Regions from separate parts of the Homo sapiens genome. Here region 1 is linked to region 2. The links are chromatin contacts, found by Hi-C or POLR2A ChIA-PET in ENCODE. All regions are on one chromosome and are shown on one strand. Each heading gives the region's core, a stretch centred on a gene start or an enhancer-like site at or near the end of the contact. The rest is flanking DNA. Distances are from core to core; before and after follow the strand shown. Region 1 overlaps MEF2A (myocyte enhancer factor 2A). Region 2 has its middle 31 kb from the start of MEF2A.

What was found. A loop is a pair of places that touch in the nucleus more often than their neighbours do. ChIA-PET counts read pairs that join two places held with the same protein, here RNA polymerase II (POLR2A). Pooled maps may share reads with other maps.
Region 1: a pooled map shows a loop between it and region 2 (2.7-fold over the local background). The contact joins two enhancer-like sites. A Hi-C loop is called at or near these places in 4 of 50 pooled maps. POLR2A ChIA-PET finds 5 or more read pairs at or near these places in 2 of 52 experiments (CD8-positive, alpha-beta T cell and OCI-LY7).

Annotation. Positions count from the first base shown.
Region 1 is chr15:99,701,997-99,707,804 of GRCh38, reverse strand. MEF2A (myocyte enhancer factor 2A) reads right to left here. Exons shown (of 12, transcript NM_001319206.4): 9 at 4,420-4,443; 10 at 950-1,076. Among named protein-coding and RNA genes, the nearest start is that of LYSMD4, 29 kb to the left of the region's middle. Within about 2 kb of position 4,029, at least 13 of the 41 ENCODE cell types and tissues checked have a DNase peak (open chromatin) inside an H3K27ac peak, as active enhancers do.
Region 2 is chr15:99,532,248-99,538,572 of GRCh38, reverse strand. No RefSeq gene overlaps it. Among named protein-coding and RNA genes, the nearest start is that of MEF2A, 31 kb to the left of the region's middle. Within about 2 kb of position 1,657, at least 12 of the 41 ENCODE cell types and tissues checked have a DNase peak (open chromatin) inside an H3K27ac peak, as active enhancers do.

The DNA of each region.
Region 1 (5,808 bases), core at 2,780-5,279, 170 kb before region 2:
CCCTGAAGGCTAAAATCAGACCATCTTTACCACAGTCTACTTATGACACTCAGGAGAATCATAATAACTTCTCTGCATTGCAGTCTCTGAGTAATGGGCAAGGGAGAATTGAACTACTGCCGTCTTCCTCTGAAGCATCAGGTGTTTGGCTCAGCTGATGAGAAAGCGAAACCACATGTGTTTTCCACTCCTTCTTAGATTGGTAAATTTAAATGAAACCAGCTGCCCTCGATTCTCCATACAGTCTGCTTGGCTAAAAGCACTCCTACGATCACTGTAATATTCTTAAACTTTCCTAATACAACCCCAAATTAGGGCATTTTAAGATGAAATGCCTAAATAAACATAAATGAAGGAAAAGCTCCCCTCAAAGGCAGAGTGACTGGCTCCGAGGAGAAATCAGAACAGCCCTTGTTTTGCCCCTCAGGTGCACATGACATGGACCAAGCTAGTGGTTACAGGGAGGAAAACAGCCTGTTCGACACAGCCAAACGTCGGCCACCTCCTGAAGTCTCAGGTCCAAAGGGATTCATGTCTTTCCCAAAGCAGGTTAACACAGCATAAAGACAAACATCTTATTTTAAAAGCCTGGAAAAGCGTGATACTGTATGAAGAGAAACTACATCAGCAATACTCAAGCAACAGGCTGCTCCCCTCTTGGCTTGATGCATGTCACCATTTTGCTATCATCCACGTGGCTTTGTGTCAGGGGTTAAGTGAAAGTTCACACTGGAGAAGCCGGAATAACTTACTCATCGCACTATCCACACTATCCATTTTGTTTGTAATTTTTTCAAGGCTAGCACATTGAAAAATACATCCTAATTTAAATCTAAAAAACTGGAAATAGTTTATTTCAATAAATATACTTAAAAAAAATCACAGAAGCACACGTTGATCACAAAACAGAGAGCGGTAAAACCTACGGAAGGCACCAGAGCAGGCTCACCAGTGTTGTAGGCAGTCGGCATTGCTGAGTACACAAGTCCTTGCGGAGGCAAGCTTGGGGTTGTCACAGACACGACTGGGGTAGCAAGAGGTTGAGTGGCTTGAGAACTACTGATCCTCTGGGTATTCTGTGAGATCAAAAAAGAGAAAATGTGTTCTGATGTGGTATTTATGTTGACTTAAAAATCACTTTCAATTTAAGTGACATTTTTCACAGTTTCATATGAATGTCATTTTCTGAAGCACTGATGATGTGAAAACTTCAAAAATACTAGTGAGAATAACTAAATATTTAATTTGAAGGGTCCTATTTTTACATTAATTCTTTTAAAATAGTTGATTAGTGTCAGACACCCCACGTTAAAATAGGAACTTCTGTTACAGGCATTAGCACTTCTATTTGTTGCACAAAATGAGGACTTGATGCCACTACAAATACTGTCAGACTCCCCTAAATGAAGTATGTGTAGGTTTTAAATACCTGATGATGGCAAAGGTCATCTGTATATATAGGGATTGTACGTCTATGAGTATAGGAATCAAAACTACTTTTCTTTGCGGTATTATTTACGTGTTAACACGGTTTGAAGTCATGGCTTATTGGGTGCAGCTTGTATTCTTATTTCTTTCTCTCCAATCATGCAGTTGACCTATTTTTTAACAACAGATTCGGACATGTATCCCTTCATAGTCCCCTGGCCTTCTGTAGCAGAGGCTTTGAGTAGAGAATTTTGAATCAAGTACTGCCGACAGGGCAGTGGAAGAGCAATATTAAATGCTTTTTGCCAACTGGATGCATCTGTGTAGCATCCTATCCATGCTGGGAATGGATAAAAAAAATTCAACTATTAAATAATCCAGTTAGTCTAAGACAGTCATTGTCCTTAACGTGTAGGAGTACGACAGAAGCAGTTTCTCGCCAAACTGGCTTAAGGTAACGGTTTTTGAAAATCAAAGATCAGAGGAACACAACAGACTCTGTGTCACTAGCACATAAGAAAGCCACAGCACAACTCTATTTGTTTTTTATAAATTATGTTACAGCCTGATAACTGACATTCGGGGGTCTGAGCCAAATCAGTAAAGTATAATTCAGTGCCTTTGAGATTATGAAGAGTTAGAATGTGATTCCATTTTCTCTATCACAATTTTCAAAAGGGTACATCAGACAAAAAGGCCTTTGGCTAGATGTAGACACTTACAAACATTCGATGAGGATCCTGATCTCAGTTTATTTCTTTTTAATTTCTACTTTCTAACCTAGGTTAGAAGATGTGAGAAAGATCATGTGGATGTGGATGTATTGCCTGAGTTTCTGTCCCAGATTCACCATTTCCTAGGCATTGGGAAAATAATTTGACCTCTCTGAACTTCTTCATTGTCAAATAAAGAAGATATAGCAATCTTTGTCCTGGCTGCCTTGCACAGCTACTGTGAGAATCAAATGAGGTTACTATGTCAGAAGTGCTTTCATAACTGAAGTACTACACAAATATAAGATAATATCCTTATTGTCCTAAGAAACCCTCTGTCCCAAATTTCTATATAACTGGTGGGAAAAAAGATACATATTTTTATTCCTTCTAATCCATAGCCTAGTCTACTGCAGCTTTCATGAAGTCAAGTTGTTCTAGTATTGCTCGGCTTCTAAAGGAATCTGTCGCTGGTCTTAACAGTACAGTCTTTAGTGCAGGCCCCAGGGCACCTGTCCTTCTGCACTTCGGATCAGAGTCATCCACAATTATACTTTAGAGCTCAAGGCAAGCTGAACAACTTTCTAAGTTGTAACGGACTGTGCTTCTGATTATATTTTGGTTCTGGCACATAAAGTTCTGCATTTTTAATTGATTAAGTTTTAAATAATATAAATGGCTGTTTATAAGTTTTTAGGTATGTATTTTAAAGTCTTCAAGGACCTAATATATTTATCTCTGAGGTTCTGTAATTACAGATGTACTCTGAGGAATGTGGAAAATCAATGTATGCCAGTTCGGAATATATTTTAGTCTCAGCATCAAGTTTATAAATTTAATGACTTTTCGAGATAGAGATCTACTTTGGACTTAATTTCTTCTTTAATATTTAGTCTGGAACTTCATAAGTCCAATCACTAGGTGAAAGAATACAGTATGACATAGTTTGGCCTGGACCCTACCTACTCCATGGCATCATCTTCATGCAATCTCCTGGCATGTCTTCAAAAGCAGTGAAGACTTCAAACACTAGTTCCACTCATCTAAGCTCCTCATCTCAACGGCACTGAGTTCTACAAGAGTGAGTGATTTTCAGAACCACAAGAGGGCAGTATAGTGCTAGATAATTCATGGACGCATTCACAACTCCTTGAACAGTGAGGTCTAACCTAAGGTGAATTATTTTAGCTTGAATTATAAACTCTCATTTACTGATCATTATGGTATCATTAAGTAAAGTGTTTCTCCAAAAGATATTCATAATATAATTCAAAACATTTACAGCTGACTAGAATATTTCAGTTGGCCAATACAAAACTACACCCAAAACTGTGAGTGATCACAAAGCTAAATAAAGAACAATCTCGTATTTTAAGGGGAACAGATAACCTTCTTTGAAAAGAAAACAAACTGTGCAAAACACACCAGCATGCATAAACATGGAATATTAAAACCAACGGATGCCTTCCTCCCCCATGCTTTCATGCACTCTTAACCTTTGTCCATGCTAAGAAACATTTTCAAGTTTTTATTCCCCTTAAAGTCCTTTAATTAGCAGCTGACTTTGAAATTATATGATGACTCCTGTGAGGTTTTGGTTTTAGTTCCTAAAGAAGAAATAGATCAACTGCAAGCTGCTTTTAGTCAAGTTTATTTTCTAGAGGAAAAGCCAACAGAAAACGTTTGTTTTGGAAAAAGGGCAATAGTTGCTTTTAAGAAAAGAGCGCCTTCTGATAGAAAAGTAAACTTATATACACATTCAATTACAGACATTCCTTTTAGTAAACAGGGAACCCCCTTGTGGTTCAGGCTGTATCATGCAGGATGAAATAATTCCAACGCTGAAAAAGGTGACCTCACCAAAAATGATGTAATCTTTTTGAAAGAGAAACAACACAACATCGTGTGTTACAATCTGAGGAACTTCGAGGGTGAAGTCATTTTCTAAAAATATTTCAATAATTTGGAGAGCTATATAAGGTATTTTGTATCTTTCCTTAAAAAAAAAATTAACAAGTATCCTATGCTCATGGACAGCTACTGTTTTTAAAGGCTCTATTCCAATGTTCCCTCCAACAAATAAAATGGGTCAACACATACAATTATAAATAGAAAAACTAGAGTCTGTAGTACCAGTAGATTGCTTTATTCAAAGTGTTTGAATAGTGTTTAAAAAAATTTGTGTAACAAAGGGAACATTGGTTAGATAACAACACGTAAGAGAATTAGTACTTTCTACATCTTTTTCAACTTCCTTCAAGCAGAAACCCACACTCACCAACTCCAATTCCTCTTCCTCCGACTGTACTCAGCACATAAGAGGGATAAGAGAGTTACTAAGACTGTTGGTACTCACAAACAAAATATTTCTTTAGAAAAAACATATTTGGACACTAGCAGCTGTCTGGAACTCTAAAGAGACGATTATATACACAACAGATAGAAATATAAATTACTTGTCTCTACTTGTTGAGTTTTCAAAAGACTAGAAAAATTATTTTAAATTCTCTAGGGCCAGTATTCAAAGACACCCTCCTACCCCAACTTGGTCTGCTCTCATGCTGGCCTCTTATACATAGTCATGCTACTGCAACAGTATTTAAAAGGGGTTCCTCATCATGCTATCGATCTGTATTTGGAACTGTGAGAATATCAACTCTGTACTTGTAACTCTGTATCTTAATCACCCTACTATTACCCCACCTGGTGATACATGTTATCTATCTCCTACTGAATTCTGCTTCTTGGCAGAAAGAAACTGCTGTATGTTTTATTTCCCGCAGGAGCTAGCAGTTATAAAACAACAGGAACACAAACATTTGTTAATAAATACATGAGTTTTAAATACCAGTTTTATATATGTTTATCATTTGCAAATATATTTTCATGTGAATAAAATGACTTCAATGGAGAAAAACCACATATTTGAAGAAAATGAGACTGAAGGAGAAATGAATTCATAAGTCATGTAAAGAAAAGAAATAAGGCTGGGCACGGTGGCTCACGTCAGGAGTTCAAGACCAGCCTGGCCAAGATGGTGAAACCTTGTCTCTACTAAAACTACAAAAATTAGCCAGGTGCGGTGGCAGGTGCCTATAATCCCAGCTACTCAGGAGACTGAGGCAGGAGAATTGCTTGAACCCGGGCGGCAGAGGTTACAGTGAGCTGAGATCACGCCACTGCACTCCAGCCTGGGTGACAGAGTGAGACTCCGTCCAAAAAAAAAAAAAAAAAGAAACATTTTTGCTCCTTTTCTCCATAACATTTAGAAAATATTAACATGCTAGAAACAGTCTAATCAGTTTTTACTTGTTTTACTTGAGTAAGTTAAGCTTCTCTGTCAGTCTGTGAAAAGTGTCATTGTAAGTGCCACTGATACATGAAGCCCTAATCTGGAAGAAGGTTTCTCTGTAAATGGTGTGTGTAAAGTAGGTGGGACCGATTACTTACTCTGAAAAACAATCACTTGATCTACAACTGCTATCTCCAATGTGGGCAAGATGCTATTCAACTGTTTTGTTATAGATATCTTTACATATCTCCAAACACAAGGTACACACCAAAATATACTGTCTAACATTATAGCTGTGTATGTGTAAAACATATGGTTTTCACTTTAATATACAGGAATAAGCGTGTAAATAGTTCATACGACACATTTTGAGTT
Region 2 (6,325 bases), core at 408-2,907:
GAAATGGGAATGCATTGTTTTATTTATTGTATCTATATCTTGGGATAACTGCTATTACTATTTTCATTTTACAGATAATGAAATAAAGCTCAAAGAGGCTCAGTTTCCAAGATTACACAACCAGGTAGGTGCTGAGATAGGATTTAAATCCAAGACCACCTAAATCTGAATTACAGTCATTTTACTATATTATACTATGCTATACTATCAATATAACAACACTACACTATACACCAGACTATACTATACACTATACCATACCATACCATTACCATCCCATACCATCCCATGCCATACCACACCACACCATACCATTATCATACCATAGCATGCCATTACCTTAACATGCCATGCCATACTATGCCAGGCCATACCATACGGTTACTAGGCCATCCCATACCATACCATACCATCCCATACTAATGCCATCCCATCCCATACCATACCATCCCATCCCATACTAATACTATCCCATCCCATCCCATCCCATACCATACCATCCCATACTAATACCATCCCATCCCATCCCATCCCATCCCATCCCATCCCATACCATACAGGCAGCCTCCTTACTTTCTGGGGTGAATTCACATTTCCTGGAAATACACATATTATAAAATATACATACTATTGTGTACGTACTTTAGTAGAGTTTATAAACTTTATTAAATAACTATTCTTAAGTTTAAAGGCAGGTATATTAGTGAAGTCATTAAGTTGTTAGTAATGCCTATTTTTCTTTTCCAAATGATAACCAAAAATAATTTTTGCATGGGAAAGAGCCTTTTGTTTTTCCTCAAATTTTAAGCTTTCCCCTAGGGAATGAAAATTTCAAAGATGTTAAATAGTTCCCTAACTCAAGGTCTAAAGCAGGGGCAAATGTCCTATTCAGTAAGCCTGGGAACTCATCTACATTTCCTCCGGGTCAAGAGGCAGAGAGGCCGGAGTGCTTTCAGCTCTTGTCTGAAGATGTACACTGACAGCACATGGGCAGGTCACGAGGCAGCAGGATGCTGAGACAAGATCCATACTCCCATTCCTGACTCTGTGGCTCATACGCTGGGGAGCCCTGAGCAAGTTACTTACCCTCTTGGGATCACAGTTGCCTCATTTTTACAAAGAGTGTGTTAGACTAGATGGTCTTATATAAGGCCTCCTCCAGAGAAAAAAATGATAGAATTTGTGCTTTTTATAAGGCAGACTGTGTGAGCTATACTGTTAGAGTTTTAAAAAGCACACAGCTTACAAAAGTATTTTATAAACTATAATCTAAATAGCATCTGAAAGCAAATGCAACATTTTAAAAAATCCTTATCTCTGGGTGGTAGAATTTCCTTCTGTATGTTTTTCTGCCTTTTTCAATTTCTGTACAATGAATATGTATTATTTTTGTAATCTGAAAAAAATTGTATTTTGTTTTTTAACACATTGGAAACTGCAAGGGAACCAAAAATAGAATAAAACAACCCAAATTTTAATGTAGCCAGGATACCAGACAGAAGGCCCAACATCCCACATATTATGGAACGTTTTAAGGTGTCAGGGGGTCAGGATCTCATCTGACAGATGGACTCACCAGCAACCCAGTCCTCTCAGCAGAATCCGGGGACAGTGTTTCCATAATGACTCACGGGGACGGTGCCAGCCAACCCCAGATCACAGCCTTTTCCATTTCCAGCCCCAGAGTTGTCACAGCCTGACACTGTGGTTCTCATGGAATTCTGAAACAAGCCTGGCTTCATCATAATGACTGCCTATTCAAGGCAGAAATGGGAAGGAGGATATGACTAATGACATTTGGAGGGAGATTGGGAACAAAACCAAAAATTACAGTGACTTTCTGGTTGGGACACACTGGTTAGGAACAGAACTGCATATTCAGAAATCCAAGAGTGTGTGGCCTGGCCAAAGGACCAGAGGCAAAAATAAACATCAGACCTGCCCAATTTGTCAGTTTTGAGTGATGAATCTTGAGCTTCAGGCTGGGAGTTGGGCAAGAAGCCATTTGACAGGTGGACTCCTCAGCAGTGGGGGCAAACTTGCTTGGTGGGGAACCACAGTAGGGAGACCCATCTTGGCATGAAGGACACTCCCAGTTGTCTTGTAAATGCTATCCCCCCAACCCACGCCAAAATTATCCTCATGGCATCTCACATTCCCAAGGTAGATTCAGACAAAATCATTGTCAGTTCACAAGCTTAGCCAATTGTGTAAGACTCACAACTCCCAGGCACTCCAGTTTCCATTCATTAATAGGGGTTCTTATCCTGGACCCACGGACTTCTCAGGGGTCTGTGGACAGAATTCAGGGGTCTTTGATCTTGGGTGAAAGAGCAATTGGATGTTTATTTTTATTAACCTATGACTGAAATTTAGCATTGCCTTCTGTAATGTATGTTGGCAACAAACCACAGTAACATCAATAGTACCCTGACGTTGTCAGCAATGGGAAGTAGTGATATATTTAAATTACATTACCTTGTTGTAAATATCTCAAAATAATGCTTATGCTTATTACTGCTTGAAAATTACAGAACTCATTAGACCCACTATTAGGTCTTGTTATTCAATGCATTAATTAAGAAACACATCTATTACTATGGCACAAATTCACTTAGAAAAATATTCTAATAACTACATCCACTATAATGATTTCCACTGTAGTCCTCTGTATTTTACCTTGTGCATTTCCAAACATTCTCAAAAGTAATCCATAGGTTTCACAAGATGGCCAGAGGATCTGCAGCATAAAAACATTTAAGAATGACTGCATTAAAATAAAAATATGGTACTTCCTTTTTCATCCACATTCAACATTAGACTAAATCTTTGGTACTTGATTACCTCTGAAGACTTCGGCTGCCAGGCGAGATGGGATAATGGGTCAGAGACTCTCCATCAATATAACTTAAAATCTGCACCAAATATACAAAACAACTATTTTCAAAACATTGGAAATCAGCTAACAAAGTGTAGTGATCCATGAGAGCTGGGAAATGAATAAAGGGAAGCCTACCATTGCCAAAGTGTACAGCCAGAAGACAGTTTCCAGGCATGAGTGCAGGCAGGGGAACCCAGCTGGAGCCTGCTAGTCTCCCCTGGTTAAGAAGACTTCAGTTGGAAGTCTGAGAGACAGAGGTGGCTAGAGTTTGCAAGACATAGTATCAAAGAAGAAAGAGCTGCAAAGAGAAAGAGTTCTGGAGATCTTCAAGGAAGTCCCTGTAAGTCTTCAGCTATGGACGGATCAGCACATGCATAAGAGAAAACTACCCACGGCTGAAGAAAGAAGCCCCTGAAAGGATTACAGGGAGCAACGCTGGAAATCAGCCTGAGCAGGGAAGGGTTCACAGTTCAGTGGTCACAGATTCTACCTCAGTAATGGGGAAAAAGTTAACCCTAGACTAAATGCTATTCTGGGCCCTCCTGTCAAAACTTGAAAGTAAAATCTGAAAGAAGCAAACTGGACCCAAGTACCTTAACTGAACTTCAGGATAAAACTCAAGAATATGAATAGAAGTAGGAATACAAAAGTGTCCAACACTTAAAAATGTAAAATTGATAATGCTGGTATCTCAGAATTACCAGGCGTGCAAAACAGCAGAAAACTATGACCCATGATGAGAAAAAAATTAATCAATAGAAACTGGCCCCAAAATAACACAGATGATGTAGTTGCTAGCCAAGGACATAAATATAGTAATTATAATTGTATTTCGTGTGTACCAGAAGATAAAGATTAAACATGTTAAGTAGATATATGGTAGATATTACACACACACACACACACACACACATGAATTAAGAGATGAAAACTACCATGTCTGAGATGAAAAGTAGTTGGGACAGGATTTATGCTGCAGAAGAAAAGTTTAGTGAACTTGAAGACATGGCAACAGCAACTATCCAAAATGAAACACAGAAGAAAAAATAGAATAAAAAAACGATTAACAGAGATTCAGTGAACTGTGGAACAATTTCATGTGGTCTACTATATGTGTAATTGAAGTCTCCAAAGGAGGAGAGAGCAGAAAAAATAATTGAAGAAATAATACCCTCAATTTTTTCAAAGCTGATGAAAAATATAAACTCACACTATAAATTCAAAACACTCAATTAACCCCCAAGTACAAGAAATGTGAAGAAGGCTGGGCATGGTGGCTCATGCCTGTAATCCCAGCAGTTCGGGAGGCTGAGGTGGAAGGATCACTTGAGGCCAGGAATTCAAGATTAGCCTGGGCAACAAAGCGAGAACTCATTTCTACAAAAAAATAAAAAAAATTAGCCAGACATGGTGGCGTCCACCTGTAGTCCTAGCTACTTGGGAGACTGAGGCAGGAAGATCACTTGTGCCTGGGAGTTCGAGGCTGCAGTGAGCTTTGCACCAGCCTAGGTGACAGAACAAGACCCTGTCTCCAAAATTTAAAACATAAAAAATAAACAGGTGAAGAAAACCAAGGCATATTACAATCAAATTGCTTCAAACCAATGGTAAAGAGAAATTCTTGGGCCGGGCGCCGTGGCTCACGCCTGTAATTCCAGCACTTTGGGAGGCCAAGGTGAGCGGATCATTTGAGGTCAGGAGCTTGAGAGCAGCCTGGCCAACATGGCAAAACCCCATCTCTACTACAAATTAAAAAATAGCCAGGCATGATGGCGCACACCCGTAATCCCAGCTACTTGGGAGGCTGAGGCACAAGAATCGCTTGAGCCTGGGAGGCAGAGGTTGCAGTGAGCCAAGATCACACCACTGCACTCAAGCCTGGGCAACAGAGGGAGAGAGGGAGACTATGTCTCAAAATAAATAAATAAATAAAAAATAAAAAAGAGAAACTCTTAAAGCAGCCAAAGGAAGAAAGACACCTTATTGTACAGAGGAACAAAGTGAGGATTCTAGCACATTTCTCATCTGGAACTGCAAGTGAGAAGATGGTACAGCAACATCCTCAAAGTATTAAAATAACAAAAGAAAACAAAGCAAAAAACCCATCAACATACAATTTTTCTCCTTATGTTAAATCCTTTAAGAAGTTTTTAAAAAATTAGTATTTATATATTTAATAAGTAATTAAATGTTTACATAATACTGTACAGATCTTCCCCTTCCTTGGTTAAATTTATTCCTAAATGTTTTTTGATGCTATTGTAAATGGGATTGTTTTCACTGCAACCTCCATCTCCTGGATTCAAGTGATTCTCCTGCCTCAGCCTCCTGAGTAGCTGGGATTACAGGCAGGCACCACCATGTCCAGCTAATTTTTGTATTTTTAGTAGAGACAGGGTTTCACCATGTTGCCCAGGCTGGTCTCGAACTCCTGGCCTCAAGTGATCCACCCACCTCGGTCCCCAAAGTGCTGGGATTACAAGCATGAGCCACTATGACCAGACCCAAAATTTCATTTTTCAGCTAGTTCATTGCTAGTGTATAGACATGCAACAAATTTTGTATACTGATTTTGTACCTTGCAATTTTACTGAATTTGTTTATACAAAAATTCCTAAATCTATGACATAAATCAATAGTTTTGTCAATGTAGTTGAACAATATTAAACTATGTATGCCTTTTTGTAGTTTTCTATTTTTAACTTTTTTCCTGCTTTATTAAGGTAAAATTGACAAATAAAAATTATACATATTGAAGGTATATGATGGGATTTTTTTGATGTAGTTATACATTGTGGCATGATTATCACAATGAAGTTAATGAACATAGCTATCATCTCACAATTGTCTTTTTGTGTGTGTGGTGAGAACATTTAAGCCCTTCTCTGTTAGCAAATTTCAAATATACAATACAATATTATTAATTATAGTCACGATGCTGTTCATTAGATCTCCAGAATTTACTCATCCTGTGTAAAAAACTGTACCCTCTGTCCAATACCTCCTCATTTCCCCCACTCCACAGCTCCAAGCTACCACCATTTTACTCTGTGTCTATGAGTTTGACATTTTCAGATTTCACACATAAATGAGATCATGCACTATCTTCCTTTCTGTGCCGGGCTTATTTCACATAGCATAATATCCTTCAGGTTTATTCATGTTATTCCAAATGACAGGAATTCTTTCATTTTTATGGCCAAGTAATATTCCATTGTGTGTGTCTGTGTGTGTGTGTGTATAATATTTCCATTCATCTGCCAGTGGACACTTAGGTTGCTTTGATGTCTTAGCTATTGTCAGTAATGCTGCAATGCACATGGGAGGGCAGATATCCCTTCCACAGACTTATATCATTTCCTTTGTATACATGCCCTAAAGTGAGATTGCTGGATCATAGAGTAAGTGCAATGTACAAGGGTTCCCTTTTTATCACATCCTCAC